Linked DNA regions of Homo sapiens: region 2 is linked to region 1. The links are chromatin loops, found by intact Hi-C in ENCODE. Cell type or tissue: CD4-positive, alpha-beta T cell. All regions are shown on one strand. Links, peaks and the distances in the headings refer to the core of each region. The heading gives the core; the rest is flanking DNA. Region 1 overlaps ANKRD55 (ankyrin repeat domain 55). Region 2 overlaps ANKRD55 (ankyrin repeat domain 55).

Evidence for each region. Hi-C counts contacts between places; a loop is a spot of excess contacts. Peaks named below come from ENCODE experiments on the same cell type or tissue, not always from the same donor. Only the 100,000 strongest peaks of a DNase experiment are listed, where the experiment ranks them.
Region 2: it touches region 1 in a loop (4-fold over the local background); 10 of 110 quality-filtered maps call a loop at or near these places.

The regions. Positions count from the first base shown.
Region 1 is chr5:56,099,918-56,105,301 of GRCh38, forward strand. ANKRD55 (ankyrin repeat domain 55) reads right to left here. Exons shown (of 12, transcript NM_024669.3): 11 at 2,577-2,669; 12 at 1-387. The coding sequence ends at 266. Among named protein-coding and RNA genes, the nearest start is that of IL6ST-DT, 110 kb to the left of the region's middle. In CD4-positive, alpha-beta T cell, for the core only: no CTCF peak of the experiment used is centred there; DNase peaks (open chromatin) are centred at 715 and 2,472; H3K4me3 peaks cover 848 bases; H3K27ac peaks cover 2,648 bases.
Region 2 is chr5:56,150,118-56,155,501 of GRCh38, forward strand. All of the region lies in intron 6 of ANKRD55 (ankyrin repeat domain 55), which reads right to left. Among named protein-coding and RNA genes, the nearest start is that of ANKRD55, 81 kb to the right of the region's middle. In CD4-positive, alpha-beta T cell, for the core only: no CTCF peak of the experiment used is centred there; DNase peaks (open chromatin) are centred at 2,494 and 5,104; H3K4me3 peaks cover 504 bases; H3K27ac peaks cover 2,489 bases.

The DNA of each region.
Region 1 (5,384 bases), core at 142-5,141:
TTTCCTACTGATAACATATTTTGTCTTTTAATTTTGGCATGTGGAAGTCACAGAAATTCACAGACTTAATATGCACACCCAAATATTCTAAGTGCTTATTTAGGGAGTATCTTTATTTGGAATAAAGAATTTCGAGTTATAAAACTGATGGCTTATAGAATGCAGCTTACTAAATTGGTCTTCGTTCTTACAAACTGGAGTAATCTTGTCCTTTGAGAGTTGAAAATACATATTCATCTACATTTCTGCAGCGAGTGGCCCACAGTTAATTTTCATCACTGGTGGGGTTGGCAGAATGTTCACTCTCTTCTGCTGCTGTGCTGTGTCTTCGTTGACTTGGAATTGCAGGAAGCACTCGGTTTGTCCGCAGAGGTTCTCCAGATAGAACTGGGAAGAAAGAATAGAACAAGAGACTTTCAAGATTTGCTTCTCTAACAGGAAGGCGGCAGGAGAATTGTATTGTGTTTTAGGAGTCGAGGCATTTCTAAGAAGTGTGTCTTGGTGAGAGCTAGACTGCAGAGAGAAGCTGTGTATGTATATCTTGTATATATATCTGTTCAGGCTTGCTGCATGAAGTCTGGGATTTCAAATATGCACACATAGAAGACTGTACCAAGTGTGATCAAACATGATTGGGCTGTGTGTGCCTGGCAGAGCTCTTCCTTGGAGTGGAGTAGCTGTTGATGTTCAAAAACTGCTCACAAGGTTCTAAAGAAGGCCCAAGACATTTGTACTGTGCTTTTATGCAAACCTCAAAAGGCTCTCAGGCTTCTTTTAAGAAAAGCACTGTGGGCCCTTTCATTTCTTTTTTGTAGAGCTAAGTTGATCAAAGATCTTTATCTTTCCTTCTCTCCTGAAACTTAACTGTGAAAAGCAAAGCTCTTGGGCCCTGCCAAAGAAAACCTCTCTTCGGCTTCTCCAAGCTCCAACAGCATTCAAGACTGAGTGGCTCTTTCCTTAACTAGATGTTTTTGTGGCTACAGTTCTGCTTAAAGACAGGTTCGGGCTTGAATTTCATTCAATGATAGAATTGACACCATCCAAAACGTTCACTTTACACACATCTGTAAAGGGCAGAGGAACTGATCTGTCAAGGAAGAGGTCTTGGTTTCTGCTACTAACTCTCTGTGTGACCTTGGACATATCCCTCTACCTCTTAGTTTCCTTATCTGCCAAAAGACAGAGTTGTACTAAGACCCTATTTTTCATTGTTTTTACCTAAAGAGTTCTAGAGCTCTTGGTTTGTCTCCTTCAAACCCTAGCCTAGGGGAGAAAGACATACTGGATATATACTCTATGCAAACAGTGTGCCAAGTGTTTTACATATGTTATCTCATTTAGTACTCCGATAAATCTTATTAGAATAGCACTATTGTTATGGACGGTGAGGAAACTAAAGTACAGAAAGGTTGAGAAACTTATCTGAAATAGGACAGCTCCTAAATCGTCTAACCTGCACTTAGGAGGATGTGGAGGGGCTGTGTGTGTGTGTGTTTGTCTGTGATAAATGCAGTGGGGTGCAATTGGAAGAAAAAAAGAAAATAGAATCCAGTAAGTATTGCTTATTTCATGAGGCAGTAGACTCAGTGTCCTGTAGTTTTGTTCCTGGCTCTACAATGGGAATAATAATAAAACTTGCTTTATTATTATTATGCTTCAGAGTATAGATATGAGAATATTCAAACTCAGAATCTCTGGGTGGGGGACCCAGGAATCTACTTCACAACAAACACCCCAGGTAATACTTAGGCACACTAAAGTTTGAAGATCACTGGCCCAATGGAGTATATTAATATTTTATATTAGGAGAATTTTTTTCATATAAAATAAATCAATAATACCAAAAGTAATCCTGATGAACTGCATTTTTTTTTCTGCTTAGGAATGCATGGACTGTGAGTACAGAGGCGATGTACATTTCTATCTGTCCAGTATAGTAAGGAAACTGATATCAGGAGGCCAGTCTTAAAAGAGAATTTTTAAAGCACCTTCCTAAAGACATTAAATAATACATGTAAAAATAAACTTGTTATTGTTTCAATAGTTCAAACACAAAAATTCCTAAAGGGAGGGAGTGTTATTTTTTTAAAAAAAATAAGCATTTAAAAAAAAGCTTTAAAGATGGTCTCTGTTTTCCTGTAATTTATAAGTGTTGGCACCTGATGTTCCCTTGAAAAATGAAAGTAGGGCTGGGCGTGGTGGCTCACGCCTGTAATCCTAGCACTTTGGGAGGCCGAGGTGGGTGGATCACTTGAGGTCAGGAGTTGGAAACCAGCCTGGCCAACATGGCAAAACCCCATCTCTACTAAAAAAAATACAAAAATTAGCCAGGCGTGGTGGCAGGCGCCTGTAATCCCAGCTACTTGGGAGGCTGAGGCAGGGGAATCGCTTGAACCTGGGAGGTGGAGGTTGCAGTGAGCTGAGATCATGTTCATTGCACTCTAGCCGGGGCGACAGCGCAAGACTCCATCTCAAAAAAAAAAAAAGAAAAATGAAAGTAAACGGAAATAACATTTAGTTGTGTCTAGATATGTTAACACTTGCAAAGGAAGCTGCGGAAGATTCATAATACTTACATTTTTGATCTGGTAGGGGAGCTAGGTTGTTCCGAGTGAAAGGAAGATCCCTGATTTTGTGTCTGTTTGGGGAAAGATGCTGAAAATTTTGTCCTGAAGATAAACATATTTGCATCAATTACTTGAGACTCAACCAAGTGCAAATTACAGAATGCAATGGATAAGAGAATCATCAAAGTTGTTACAGATCACTAAATTTAAGGTGGTAACAATAACAATGAAAACAATGATAGCTACACTTTATTGCATTTCTGTTATATACCAGTCACTGTTTAAATGATAGAAAAAGGTACTAGAAATCATTTCTTGAGAGTACTAGTTTAAATAAAATTTTATAAAGAAACACACTGGGTTACTCACCCCATAAAAGTTAAAGTTGAAAAAAAAGGAAATAATATAGATATGGCATCTCTTATATATTCATCAAATCTTTGATGAAATGAGTGGGTGATGAGTAGAGTATTTTCTTCTAAAGCAGAGTTTCTCAGTCCTGGCTGCACATAGGAATTATCTAAGAAGCTAGAAAACATACTGCTTTCCTGGCCACATCCCAGGTTATTAGATCAGAATCTCTGGAGGTGGGGCATGGTGTCAGCTGTTTATCAGCTCCCAGCTGATTCAAGTGCAGCCAGGATGGAGAATCATTGACCTGGAAGACGGAATGGGGTAGATGCACTCAGGAAACCTATTCTTTAACTTGGACAGAAAGCAGTGGTGTGTGCATGGACCATGTGAGCCAGCTCTTGAGAGCTGATGGTTACATTTTCAGAAATTTTGTGAACTGTTTGACATCACACTAGTGTCTTGAAATCAGCCATGGTGGGTGTATTTACACCGTGAAAAATCAGCAAGCACAGATTTTTCTCCTGGAAAGCTAGCTGTTAAACATTCATCAATGTACTACTGACTTTAAGATACGGATGTTCGATACCTGAAAATAGAAGGGAACACACAAATGTGATTTAAATCCATTTTAAAATTGACTGGATGGTGTCATGAATAGGAGCTTGGTTGGGCTCTGGGGTCAAACAGAATTAGGCTTGATTCCCTGCTTCCCCACTTTTCAGTTATATGACATTGGGCAAATGATATTACCTCTCAACACCTCAATTTTTTCATATACAAAATGGTGAAAATAATTGTATATCTTTTCCACTTGTCATGAGGATTAAACTGGAGAACAAGGGTAAAGCATTTAGCTTATAGGGTAAAGTACTCAAAAGACCTTAACAAAAAAAGATTATTTGATCTTTTGCCTATCAGTCTAGTAAGAAAGAACCAGAATTGCTATAGCAATGCTCCTAGACTTTAAGGGTCTTCTGTTGGAGCAAAATAGCATAAGAAAAAAAGAAAAAACAAAAGGATTAGCCAAGAACAACTTGCATCTGTTTAAGTGAATCTCATGGTGGATGGTCTGTGCAGAAGCGGCCACCTCAGCAATGTTAGTTGATGGAGATTAAATCTCCAGTCTCCCTGGTGGATATTTTGCCATTATATTTTATCCTTTTGAACACTGAACATCAAATAACTTCAGGAGCCATTATTTACAGAGAAAATATTCCTGTGTAGAATTAACATGAAAATTTATATTAGCGAACAACTATTTATCCATGAACACTTGAGCAGAAATTTGTAAAACCAACGAGATAATAATTTTGAGTTATGTTTATGGAACACTTACTTTTGTCAGGAATAGGGATAAATGCTGTAGGCATAATCTTATTTAACTCTGACAATCACTTTTTCTTGTGAGATACATTCTATTATCATCCTCATTTTACAAATGAGGACCTTGTGACTTGGAGGAGTTCTAAAAGTGCTCAAGTCACACGCTAGGAAGGGACACAGCCTAGACTTCAACCCTATAGGGCTGACCCTGTAACTTCTATTATTCTGCCTCCTCTAAGCAGATGGGAGCAGTGGGCAAAGAAGGGCTACAGCAGTGACTCGGAGATGAAGGGGAGTTAAACTTTATTCCATGTTGGCATTTTGCTCAGTTTTCAGGGACAGGGTGGAGCCGTGCATAGCCCAAAGCTGTCTGGTGCTGCAGGCAACTCCAGGGAGTGTTCAGCTTTGGGGACAGGGTCAAGGACCACTGTCCTAGAAAAAAAGGATAGGAAATGTTTTCACAGTTACATGATGGAACCCGAGGTGACTGCAGGATTAATAATAATAATAATGATAATAACAATAATAAATAGATAATTCAGCAATCATCCATTGAGCACTCATCATATTCCAGACCCTAGAGTACAAAGAGGAGAAAGCAAGGCGTTCAGGAGGGGATTGCAATTGATGTGGGAGGAAAGACAGGTAAACATATGGTTTTGAAGCTCCATGAGTAGTGCTGTGATAGAGTTTGTGAGGGCATTGCAGAGGAAGGAATGGTCCAGAGAAGTTGAGGTTTTCTGGGATCCCATAGACCTTGTTCCAGTATCTCCTCTGCCACTTCCTAGCTAGCTCTGTGACCTTAGGCAGATGAGCTAACCTCTCTGTCTCAATTTCTTCAGTTATAAAGAGGATAAAATCTCTCCTGCAATGTTGTGGAAAGTGAAGTGTGTAGGTGTGTAGGTCAGCAAGGTGGAGCTATTCTTTTTTTTTTTTTTTTTTGGAGACAGTGTCTCACTCTGTTTCTCAGGATGGAATGCAGTAGTGCCATCGTGGCTCACGGCAACCTCTGCCTCCCGGGTTCCAGCAATTCTCCTGCCTCAGCCTCCTGAGTAGCTGGAACTACAGGCGTGCGCCACCACACCAGGCTAATTTTTGTATTTTTAGTAGAGATGGGGTTTCACCATGTTGGCCAGGCTG
Region 2 (5,384 bases), core at 182-5,181, 50 kb after region 1:
GCGTGAGCCACTGCGCCCGGCCTATTTTCACTAACTTCTAATTGAAATTTAACATCTTTTTCAATTATGAATATAGGCAACAACCCACAGTAGTATAAACAGTACCTGTGACTTTGCCACCTCTATAAATTATAGGTACAGTGCTATTACATTAGTGATTGCAGATCACTACATGTCTCACTACTTCAACAATTGTAGCAGTTTGTGCTCCTACCATCAAATCTTATTTAACGCATTAATAAACAACCTTATATGTTATTATCATAAATTTGGTCTTTAAAATGTTTTCTAGCCTTGGCAACATGGTGAAACTCTGCCTCTACAGAAAAAAAAAAAATTAGTTGGGTATGGTGGTATGCGCCTGTAGTCCCAGCTACTTGGGAGGCTGAGGTGGGAGAGTCACTTGAGCCTGGGAGGCAGAGGTTGCAGTGAACTGAGATTGCACCACTGCACTCTGGCCTCACAGAGTGAGACCCCGTCTCAATAAATAAATAAATAGGCTGGGCGTGGTGCCTCACACCTGTAATCCCAGCCCTTTAGGAGGCCAAGGTGGATGAATCATTTGAGGTCAGGAGTTCGAGACCAGCCTGGCCAACATGGTGAAATCCCGCCTCTACTAAAAAATACAAAAATTAGCCACGTGTGGCGGTGGGTGCCTGTAATCCCAGCTACTCGGTAGGCTGAGGCAGGAGAATCACTTGAACCCTGGAGGTGGAGGTTGCAGCTAGCTGAGATCGCACCACTGCACTCCAGCCTTGGCGACAAAGCGAGACTCCGTCTCAATAAATAAATAAATAAAAGAATGTTTTGATAGCTGTATTTTAATATTTTGATTTCTTTCGCAATCTTATATGTTTCATTTTCTGTAATTTCAGATATTTTTCCTTTTTGATATTTTTTTCCTTTTAAAAAGAAGTTTAAATAGAGATGAGGTTTAGCCATGTTGCCCAGGCTGATCCTGAACTCCTGAGCTCAAGCAATCCTCCTGCCTCGGCCTCCCAAAGGGCTGGGATTACAGGTGTGAGTCACTGCACCCAGCCTAATTTCAGGTATGTTTCTGAGAAGTTATCCATAGGTTTCACAAACACATGAAGATGTGTCCATGTCATAAATATGGGTAAGGACTCCTGCTCTAAAGTCTACAGGACATTTTTAAAAAATTCTAATTGGTATAAAATTTTATTTACTTATTTATATCTCATAAACACCTCTAATACCATGAAAATCTTAGTTTTTTGAGAGTAGGTTTTGGAAATAACAGTCACCTGGAGTCAAGTCTGGGAAATAAATTGGATAGCTGAGTCAACAAAACAAAAGAAGAAAGGGCCATAAAATAAAATAACATGACTTTTTCTTGAATTTAATTCTTTCTTTCTCCCTAGATATAACATATCTAGATATAATATATATCTAGGCTGGGCGTGGTGGCTCACGCCTATAATCCCAGCACTTTGGGAGGCCGAGGCAGGTGGATCACTTGAGGACAGGAGTTCGAGACCAGCCTGGCTAACCTGGTGAAACCCCATCTCCACAAAAAATACAAAAATTAACCGGGCATGGTGGCAGGCACCTGTAATCCCAGCTACTTAAGAGGCTGAGGCAGGAGAATCACTTGAACCCAAGAGGCGGAGGTTGCAGTGAGCCAAAATAGTGCCACTGCATTCTAGCCTGGGTGACACAGTGAGACCACATCTCGGAAAAAAAAAAATCTATATATATATATGTGTGTGTGTATATATATGTATATATACGTGTGTATATATACATATACATACACACGTATATGTGTGTATATACACATATATGTATATATGTATATATGTGTGTGTATATATATATAAAAAATTTTTGTGCCTCACTAAAGCTTTTGTGCAAGCTACTGAACTAGAAACTGGGGATACAAAGATAAAAAAAGGCATGGTCTGCCTCTAGAAGTTTATAGGGTTGGAGGAGAGTGGGAGAGGGAGGTGGGGGCTCCTAAGTAGTGGTGACCCTACTCCATTTTTTTTTTTTTAGATGTTCGGTCTTAGGCTAAAACTTCTGATTCATTAAAAACTTTTGTTTGTTATGTTACCTTTTGCTAACTGTAAAGTTAAAAATTTCAAGTCAGGGACTGTTTCTTCTGCTTTTGGTTCTATCTCAGGAATGTGGTAAGTAGAAGTGATGCTAAGAATTATGTCCAAAAGGTCACATCTGTTTTTGCAACTTAAATTTATTTTCTCAGAGTGGTTCTACAATTGAAGTTTTGTTTGTCAGACTGCTCACAAAAATCTGCTTACATAAGAATGTGCATTTAATATATCCTAAACAATATATATATCCTAAATGCTGTGCATAACAGTGCTTCTCTGGTTAAATGCATTCAAAGTTCTAACCCAGATGCCAACAGCTCAGAGCCTCTCTTGATAGAACACTCTTCCTGTCAAGGCTAAAATGAGAGCAGGAGAGGTTAGTTTCCATTTAACTCCCGGTAGCTGCAACAGACAAGCCTCACTCTATGTCAATGATTCTTCTGAGGTCCTGTTTTGAAGAACAAAAGCACAAAGGACAATCTGACCTATCTTGCTTTTTTCAGTGTTAACCGCAGTGTGGATAACTTCTAAATAAGTCAGTTTATAATTAAGCAGTGTGGTTAATGAAACAGGAAAAACAAACAGATCATTGGAACAGAACAAAGAGTTCAAAAATGAAACCATATATTAAAAAAAATCTGGTAACAAACAAAAACATAATTTAACATAACATAATCCAGTTCTTGGGGTAGAGAAGGCCTTCTTTAAAAAGACATCAAAAGAAAAAGCAGAAACAGACAAGAATGATCATTTTAATTATATCAGATTTTTACATTTCTGAATAAGAAAAGGTACTATGAACTATTTCAAAATAGCCAACAGCCTACGAAAAAGTATTTACAACCCAACAGCAAAGCATTAATATTCAGCATATAAACTAAACTCCTATAGATCAATAAGAAAATGACAACCCAATGGATCAATCGACAAAGAATGTAAACAGGCAAGTCACAAAAGAAGATATAATAAAGACCATTATGTCTATGAAATGATGTTCATCTCATTAATCAGGGAAAATGCAAATAACAAGAAAATCCAGCAACAACTGGGAAAAAACCAGTACTTCCACTAAAAACAACAACAACAACAACAACAACAACGACACGCAGCTATTTTGGGGGAATAATTAGGCAGTGTGTATTAAAAATAAAAACATACACTCTCTACTACCCAGCAATTATTCTTTTAAGAGAAATGCTTGCACAGAGTATGCAAAGAGGCTTGTACAAGAAACACTCTTTAGACTGGTGTTTATGATGGTGAAAAATTGAGACAACCTAAATATCCATTCATAGGGGAATGGCAAAATAAATGGGGGTATTTTGATATTATGTAACATGATGAAGCCATTAAAAGGAATGAGCCACAGGCTGGGTGCCGTGGCTCACGCCTGTAATCCCAGCACTTTGGGAGGCCGAGGCAGGTGGATCACGAGGTCAGGAGTTCGAGACCAGCCTGGCCAACATGGTGAAACCCTGTCTCTACTAATATACAAAAATTAGCTGGGCGTGGTGGTGGGTGCCTGTAATCCCAGCTACTCGGGAGGCTGAGGCAGGAGAATGGTGTGAACCCGGGAGGTGGAGGTTGCAGTGAGCCGAGATCGCACCATTGTACTCCGGCCTGGACAGGGCAAGACTCCATCTCGAAAAAAACAAAACAACAACAACAAAAAAGGAATGAGCCAGATCTATATGTATCAAAAATTCTAAGACAAATGCTTGAGTTGAAAAAACTAAGTTAGGCCGGGTGTGGTGGCTCACACCTGTAATCCCAGCACTTTGGGAGGCTGAGGCGGGTGGGTCACGAGGTCAGGAGATTGAGACCACCCTGGCTAACACAGTGAAACCCCGTCTCTACTAAAAATACAAAAAAAATTAGCTGGGCGTGGTGACGGGTGCCTGTAGTCCCAGCTACTTCGGAGGCTGAGGCAGAACCCAGGAGGTGGAGCTTGCAGTGAGCCAAGATCGCACCACTGCACTCCAGCCTGGGCAACAGAGTAAGACTCTGTCTCAAAAAAAAAAAAAAAAAAAAAAAAAGTTGCAGAACACATAGAGTGGTACCTTTTTTTAAACAATGAATTTAACTGTTACTCCCCGCTACCCCTCATACAATGGAGGCTACATCATGCTTGGAGCTTGTTGAAAAAAGACAGACGAGAGAAGATTACTTGTTCAAAACATTGAGCAGCCAAATACAGGAACTCCACCAAAGTAATGAATGAAAAAGAAAGCCTGGGCTGTGTTCTTTCCATTTCAGAATTGTATTTATTTCTCAATGGCAAGAGCTTTTGCTGTTATAAATTTATCGTGATTGGCTCTCACTAGCAATGACCAATAACTAAATAAAATAAATAATTGGCAAAAACGGAATTACAGCAGAAGATTTAGTTTTAAAGTTTTTTTTTTTTTTTTTTGAGACAGAGTCTTGCTCTGTTGCCTAGGCTGGAGTGCAGTCACGCCATCTCAGATCACTGCAACCTCCATCTCCCAAGTTCAAGCAATTCCACCGCCTGCCTCAGCCTCTGGAGTAGCTGGGGCTACAGGCATGAGCCACTACAGCCGGCTAATTTTCATATTTTTAGTAGAGACGGGGTTTGGCCATGTTGGCCAGGCTGGTCTTGAACTCCTGGCCTCAAGTGATTCACCCACCTCAGTCTCCCAAAGTGCTGGGATTACAGGCGTGAGCCGTGGAGCCGGGCCTCAAAGATCTTAACTGGCTTCATTTGCAATTCTAGAACTGGGCTTCATTCCAAAATGTTCTGGCCAGGCATGGTGGTGCACGCCTATAATCCCAGCACTTTGGGAGGCTGAGGCGGGAGGATCACTTGAATCCAGGAGTTCTAGACCAGTCTGGGCAACATAGGAAGACCCCTGTCTCTACCAAAAACAAAAAATGAGCTGGGTATGGTTGTGCATGCCTGTGGTGCAGGGTTTCTGTGGTCCCATCTACTCTGGAGGCTGAGGCAGTAGGCTGCAGTGGGCTGTGATCGTGTCACTGCACTCCAGTCTGAGTGACAGAGTGAGACTGTCTTAAAAAAAAAAAAAAAAGTTTTCCAACGAGCCCAGCAGAGGAGGTTGGTTTTGTAGACAGAGAAGGACTGAAAAAAGCAGAAGCAAAGAACAAAAAGCAGATTGGTTATTTCAAAGTTACTTTCCTTGAAAGATGAAAGATGAGAACAGGGAAACAGAACAACAGAGAAAAAACTGATTGCTTAACATCAGGTTACTTTAGGTTACTTTTTGTTGTCAGGATTAAAAGCAGAGGAAATTTCATTATTATGCTAAGTAAAACTAGCCTGTTTGGGAAATTTGG